Regions from separate parts of the Homo sapiens genome. Here region 1 is linked to region 2. Evidence: chromatin contacts called from ENCODE Hi-C or POLR2A ChIA-PET data. All regions are on one chromosome and are shown on one strand. Each heading gives the region's core, a stretch centred on a gene start or an enhancer-like site at or near the end of the contact. The rest is flanking DNA. Distances are from core to core; before and after follow the strand shown. Region 1 overlaps ZDHHC14 (zDHHC palmitoyltransferase 14). Region 2 overlaps ZDHHC14 (zDHHC palmitoyltransferase 14).

Region 1 (3,089 bases), core at 265-2,764, 120 kb after region 2:
AGCCTCTGGCCTGTTCTTGACCGTCACTGTGATGCCGCCTCAGTAGCCTTTGGGCTTCCTCCTTCACTACCAGCTTAAGCACTTACCTGTGACCATGAAATGAAATATTCCTCGTGCTTTTACCATGTGTCTGTGTGATGGGTCTGCTGGGCCCTGATGAACAGGCCAGACAGTGTTCATGGCTGTTGTTGATGAAGCGTCTCTCCCCGTGTAGGATGTGGCCGCGGCATTTGCCCACCATCTGTATCCTGTTATACCTGTGAGGATGCCAGTGCTTGGGAGGAAAGGGGTTTGCCAGAGGTCACTTGGCCAGAGCTGGGAGTCCAACACCTGCCTATCTGATATCACAGCGTGTGCTCTTACCCGCTGCACAGTGCTGCCCACCTCCTGCTGCCTGAGGAGCCAGGCCCTGAGGAAGCCATGCTTGGCTCCCTGGAGCAGTGGCACTTCCCCTTCCCATGGACCACATCCTCTCTCCCCGGTACAGCCTCGAGCTTCGAAACAGAAAGCCGAGCCTAGTATGCCGCGGCCGGCGGGCTTGGTTCTCAAATCCTGGGCTCCAGTGGGTGTAGCAGGAAGAACTTCGGGGAATTTCCAGACAATCTAACTCCCCTCTTGGAGCTTCTTGAAGATTCAGGGGCCTTTTTCTAGTGGGACGCTCACTGATGTCTAGATGTTCCGTGATGTTTGAGGCAAGGGAGAGTGGGGGAGTCCCATCGTGCCGGACATACCTTCTGGAAGAGACAAAGGCTTCTAAAAAGGTACATCCTAGAAAAAAATGTAGCTTCCTTGTCTGGGGGAAGTGCCAGAACCATCTAGAGTGCATGGATGCCAGGAAGTGGGGCAGTGAGACTCCTGCACAAGGTCAGGGTGGCAGCTCGGGATGTCGAGATTCCGATGTCCCTTTAACAAGAAACCCCAGCCTGGGAGAACTGGAAACCAGATGTCACAACTCAAAATTATGGTATTTGGGGAAATACCACAAGATTTTGAAGGGTCTGATTCTAAGGGAAGGAGGGAGCCAGAGATGTTTTTCCACAGGATTTGGAAGGATGTGTGGTTTTCATCCAGGACATTCAAGGAAGCCAGTGTTATTTATTCTTCCTATGGAAATCCAAACTTGTGGGAATGTACCATGTGTTGGAATTGAAGCCATTGTCTGATGCAAACATATTTCCGTGATTTTGAAGTTGGCGACATTACTATACACTGATTGGCATGGGGACTTAGGAGGACAGCTCCAGAAAGCTGTCTTGTAGCTCCTGTCTCCTGGTGGACGTCCTTCACAGAATTGTCTTCTTGGTCCTCTAGAGAGCTTTGTGGGTGGAAAGTGGCATTTTCCTCCTTACAGGAAGAGAAATTGAGAGAAGGGGGTTATTTCACTTGATGAGATCACACTTTGGTGCTCAGCCTGCACTGAGCCTAGGAGTGTGAATTCCTAAGTTCACATAGGCATTCTAGAGAGACCACAGCATCACATAGTCATTCTAGCTAGCGACCGCAGCATCACACAGACACTCTAGAGAGACCACAGCATCACAAGACACGCTAGAGAGACCACAGTGTCACACAGGCATTCTAGAGAGACCACAGCGTCACACAGGCATTCTAGAGAGACCACAGTGTCACACAGACATTCTAGAGAGACTGCAGTGTCACACAGGCATTCTAGAGAGACCACAGTGTCACACACACGCTCTAGAGAGACCACGGCATCACACAGGCACTCTAGAGAGACCACAGCGTCACACAGGCACTCTAGAGAGACCACAGCGTCACACAGGCACTCCAGAGAGACCACAGTGTCACACAGACACTCTAGAGAGAACACGGTGTCACACAGACACTCTAGAGAGAACATGGTGTCACACAGACACTCTAGAGAGACCATGGTGTCACATAGGGATTCTAGCGACCACAGTGTTTCCCCTCCTGAATGTCCCTCTTTGTGTAGTTTGTGTACCTGTGTAAAGATGTGAAATCTCCTCTGTAGAATTGATGAACTCCTCCCTAAAGCCAGGATACCACTTCCTTTCAGGTAAGGGGAAGTCTATCTTTCTCTTACTGCACCAATGTCACTTTCTTTAGAGTTTGTGTTGAGCTGGCACGATGATGGCGTACAGCAATGTTGACATGCTCTGCTAAAACACAGAATATACTGTGATTATAATCAGTTCTTATATACAGGGCCATGGAAGGGGAAGGATGATGGCATAACCAGGGTGAGGAGAAGGTCATCCTGAGGGCAAGGAACACAGAGGTTGTGGTGTAGTGGGGAGTAAAGGACCAAGTGGCATGAAGAGGATGGAAAACTTGGGACCACATGCATGGTTCAAGAATACAGTCAAAGCATGGAGAGAGTGGTCTGGAGCATGTTAGTGAAAATTCCAGGCCCACCCCTACCCAGCCAAGGGCATCAAGAGAGGTGATGACTTGTGGGTCTGTCCATCTCTCACAACAGCTTTCCGTGTCCCCTCCCTTCCTCCTGGGGTGCTGGCCACTGCAGGGCTCTGAGTCATGGGACATTCCAGCTTAAAGGGACCTCAGCAGTCATGGAGGTCACCCTGGACAACTCCTTTGGTTTACAGATGAGTAAACTGAGGCTCAGAGACAGGTGTAACTCCACCCACTGACAACAGAGCCAATCAGTGACAGGCCTGGGACCCTGGCATGGGGTCTGGTTCCAAGTCCAGGTATATATAGCCCTCCTTTAACTTCCTGGCTCCTGAAACAGAATATCTAAATCTTTGCTACTCAAACTGAGGCCCATGGAAGAGTAATGTCAGCATCGCCTGGGAGTTATTAGAAATGCAGACTCTTGGGCCCTGACTCACCTGGTAAATCAGAATCTGCATTGCAACAAGACCACAGGTGAGTCACCTGAATGTGAGAAGCACAGCCCTGGGGCCTTTCCACGTCCCTCCTGTGACCTTCCTCTACAGCATAGCCTCTGCTTCCTCTCCACTGCAACTCCCAGGACTGTCGTATTTTCAGGAGTTTTGCTAGCTACAAGTTCCTCTACTTTGAGCGTTCTGTTTAATCACCTCCCTCCCTGCAGTGCCTGTGAGATAAATAGCGTCTTATTCCTT
Region 2 (3,360 bases), core at 735-3,234:
GGGGAGAAGCGCACCAGCTCGCAGGATGTGTGGGTCTGGCACCCAGAAGAGAGGGTAGCCTGGTGCTTGACACTGGGGAAGCCCTGGCTGTGGGTTTGGATGAGGAGAATCCTGGGAGAAGGTGGAAGAGCCGATCAGAAGGGGATGCTGGAGGAAAACAGCGGTCAGGTGTGTGGGAGGGAACAGAAAGGATGGGGAGCTGGAAGCCGCACTAGGAGGGAGTCAGGCCACGGGAGAGGGGCCAGCGTGAGGTTCTACAGAGCTCAGGAGAGAAGCCGGGAAGCCGTCTCACCTTTGGCCATTGGGAGGCCGTTCACCTCCATAAGAGCGTTTTCCGTGGAAACGGAGACTTCATTGTAGTGGGTTGAAAAGTGACAGCTGGGGCTGAGGGACCAGGAAGTGGGCGCATCCATTGCAGACGGCCTTTCTATAAAAGGCAGCTGTAAGGGAAGGAGAACTTAAGATAGTGTCTGGAGGAGAAGGTAGGTGAGGAATCGGTCTAGAGGAAAAGGAGGAGAGGCACGGTGCGAGCTGGGGTGGCAGGGGAGCAAGGGCCCCAGGGAGAAGAGAGGGAAGGAAGAGGGCGTGCAGGGCGGAGGGACAAGGCTCAGGCGTAGACCTGGAGGGGCATCGGGCCTGGGAGCACAGGAGGAAGGAGGAAGGGCGGGTGGAGGGGCAGCTGTGGGAGGGCTCGCCTCATGCCCTTGGTTTATCTGTGTTCAGAAGCCAGTGTGATGGTTGATTTTAAACATAATACAGCAAGTGGGCAGAGATGTGAGGGTTGGGGTCTCAGCGTTTGGAAATGTCACTCAGTGAAATAGGAAGGGAAAGTGTCTACAGAGATGCGCAGGATGCAGGGCCCCGAGGACTGGAGGGCATTTATGTTTTGGGGAATCTGCTTCCCACTCTGCTTTCTCCAGCAGGGCCTACCAGCATGGGTTGGCGTGGGGGTGAGGATGGTTGGCTGGGTTCACTCAGGGTTGGAGTTTAACAGAGCAAATGCAGGACCAGGAGGCTGGAAAGTCAACAGCAATGGCAAAAGGGAAACTGATGTGATAAATCACGGGGTCCAGGCTGGCAGAGATATGAGAGGAGAACAGAGGGGCCCGCAGGCAGAGGAACGTGAGTATTGAGATGTCGGCATGGGAGGTGGCTTGGATTTTCTTTTCAGAAATGGCAGATGCGCTAGGGCTGTTCCTCCTGGAGTAGTGGGAGTCAGAAACACACTGTGAGATTGACCACCTTCCATCGGAGTGTGGAAACAGGTTTTCATCAAGATCCTTTCCATGACATTGTGGCCCCCAAGGACAATGGAATGGTGGGGCTCTAGTCTTCATCTTTTCTCAGTAACAGCATAAAGGATGAATCTAATAAATCACAATAAAACTTTTATTGTGATTAGAGGAATATTGGGCTCCTGGAGGGCTGTTCTGTCATTGATATGTGCTGTGTTCACTTATCCATGTGAAGGAGGAATAGGGATCGTGAATAGAGGAATATCGGGTTCCTGGAGGGCTGTTCTGCTGTCGATATGTGCTATCTTCAGCACCTTATTCAACCTCAATATTTTCTGCCAGCAAAACTGTTGAGAAGGGGAGGAGAGTGCCGCAAAGGCAGTGTGCTGACACGACCTAAGCCCTGGCACAGTCATTTTGGTGTTTGCATGGGTGGCAGCAACACAGTAGGAAGATAAAGGGCTGCACACACACCACAGAGACCCTGCCCACTCCCACCCTCCGGTGCCCCGACCTTGCCAGCTCCTCTGCCATAGAAATCCTCTCAGGAAAGTGGACTGGATTTGCCAAGCAGGGTAGTGTTTTTCTAAACCAGTGATCTGGGAACTGGTATTCGTCTAAAATTAGCCTGTGAAAAGATAAGCTTTAATATATGTCATTAGGTGGAATGACAAGTAATTGAGAGTAAAAATTCCCATTAAAAAAAAAATCTCCGGCAAACAAGGTCATCTTACATAAAAGGGTACTGTGACTTTTTCAGCTGCTTTTTATAGCGGTGCCCTCTGAAACTAGTGGCCTGTTACGCCTTGTGGAAGGGCACCCGAGAGAGGCGCATTCCTGCTTAGCGAGTCCCCCCGCCCGCCCCACCCCGCCCCTAGCCCCCGAGCACAGGTGGCTGGGGTCTCAGGCCAGATTGCTTATGTGCTCACTAGCAACCTTCCCAGTATAAAATGGAAGTCTGATCGAGTCAATTACAGTGCATTGTTAGTCGTTACCTGTTCTGGTTGTTGCTCCTTACATAAAGTTTAATCTCTTTGGTTTGTTCTGAGCAGTCAGAGGTCTCAGCTCCCAGCCAGTGCTTGGTGCTTTCTTCGTTACTGTGAGCCCTCTACTATGATTTCACTCGAGTGACATTTATAGCCATGTACCTGGTTGACAGGAACAGTGAGTCACGGTTTTCCACATTCAGCACCTTTGATTCCTTCCCTTCAAGGGATGATGAGCTTGTGAGTGTGTTTGCGATGAGTGATTTTATCATTGAAATGACTGGAACCTGCAAGTCTGAGTCAGCTCACCCTGCATGGATGGTGGGGGCGTGGGGGAAGGGAACGGCCTAGGATCCACTAATTCTTTGAAAACATTTCTGGGGGACAGGCTCCATGGATCTGTGCAGTGATCATCTCGGCATGGGCGTCGAGACTTTTAGGTCAGCATTTTTCCCACTGAGAGGTGTAATCCATTACTAGGTCATGAAATCAACTTACTAGGTTGCTGGTCAGAATGGAGAATAGAATAGAAACAGAGTAGAATGGAAAATAGAGTACGTCTCCTTTGATAAGCATTGGTATTGTTTTGTGAAACTTTTGTTTCAGTTTAGTAGACTGTGATATAAAAATGAATTTATTGCTGTGGTTAATGGTCCAAAAACTTTGCACATCACTGCCCTAGATGGATGGTAAGTCTTTAACTGATGAGTTCCTTGGGTGGGTATTGAGGATGATTGACTCATTTTTGTATGCCTTTGCCTCTAGCTGTATGTAGCATATATTAGAGGCTCACTAGCTGTTTGTAGAAGGAAGGTAGGAAGGAAGGAAGGGAGGGAGGGAGGGAGGGAGAGAAGGAGGGGAAGGAAGGAGGGGAAAGAAGGAAGGAGAGCAAGGAGGAAAGAAATAAAGAAGGAAGGAGGGAGATCCGATTTTACAGACTTGAAGGGCTGGATAAAGCAGGCCTGGAAATCATATTTCATCTCTCAATATCATTCCAGGATCTCAGCAGCCATCTGTCTTCTCCTCCCTTTTCAAAACCTCCTCCTAAGTGATCTGGAAAGGGAGTTGAGGAAGTCTCCCATATGATGGCAAGAGACAATGGAGGTAACCAGCTCCAAACCAGCAAGCCAGAGTTCAGG

The links. A loop is a pair of places that touch in the nucleus more often than their neighbours do. ChIA-PET counts read pairs that join two places held with the same protein, here RNA polymerase II (POLR2A). Pooled maps may share reads with other maps.
Region 1: a pooled map shows a loop between it and region 2 (4-fold over the local background). The contact joins two enhancer-like sites. A Hi-C loop is called at or near these places in 1 of 168 maps with a recorded cell type or tissue (gastrocnemius medialis) and 4 of 50 pooled maps. POLR2A ChIA-PET finds 5 or more read pairs at or near these places in 1 of 52 experiments (activated CD4-positive, alpha-beta T cell).

The regions. Positions count from the first base shown.
Region 1 is chr6:157,548,742-157,551,830 of GRCh38, forward strand. All of the region lies in intron 2 of ZDHHC14 (zDHHC palmitoyltransferase 14), which reads left to right. Among named protein-coding and RNA genes, the nearest start is that of MIR3692, 21 kb to the left of the region's middle. RefSeq lists a silencer at 1,422-1,622. Within about 2 kb of position 1,515, at least 6 of the 41 ENCODE cell types and tissues checked have a DNase peak (open chromatin) inside an H3K27ac peak, as active enhancers do.
Region 2 is chr6:157,426,532-157,429,891 of GRCh38, forward strand. The region is part of intron 1 of ZDHHC14 (zDHHC palmitoyltransferase 14); the gene reads left to right. Among named protein-coding and RNA genes, the nearest start is that of ZDHHC14, 47 kb to the left of the region's middle. Within about 2 kb of position 1,985, at least 4 of the 41 ENCODE cell types and tissues checked have a DNase peak (open chromatin) inside an H3K27ac peak, as active enhancers do.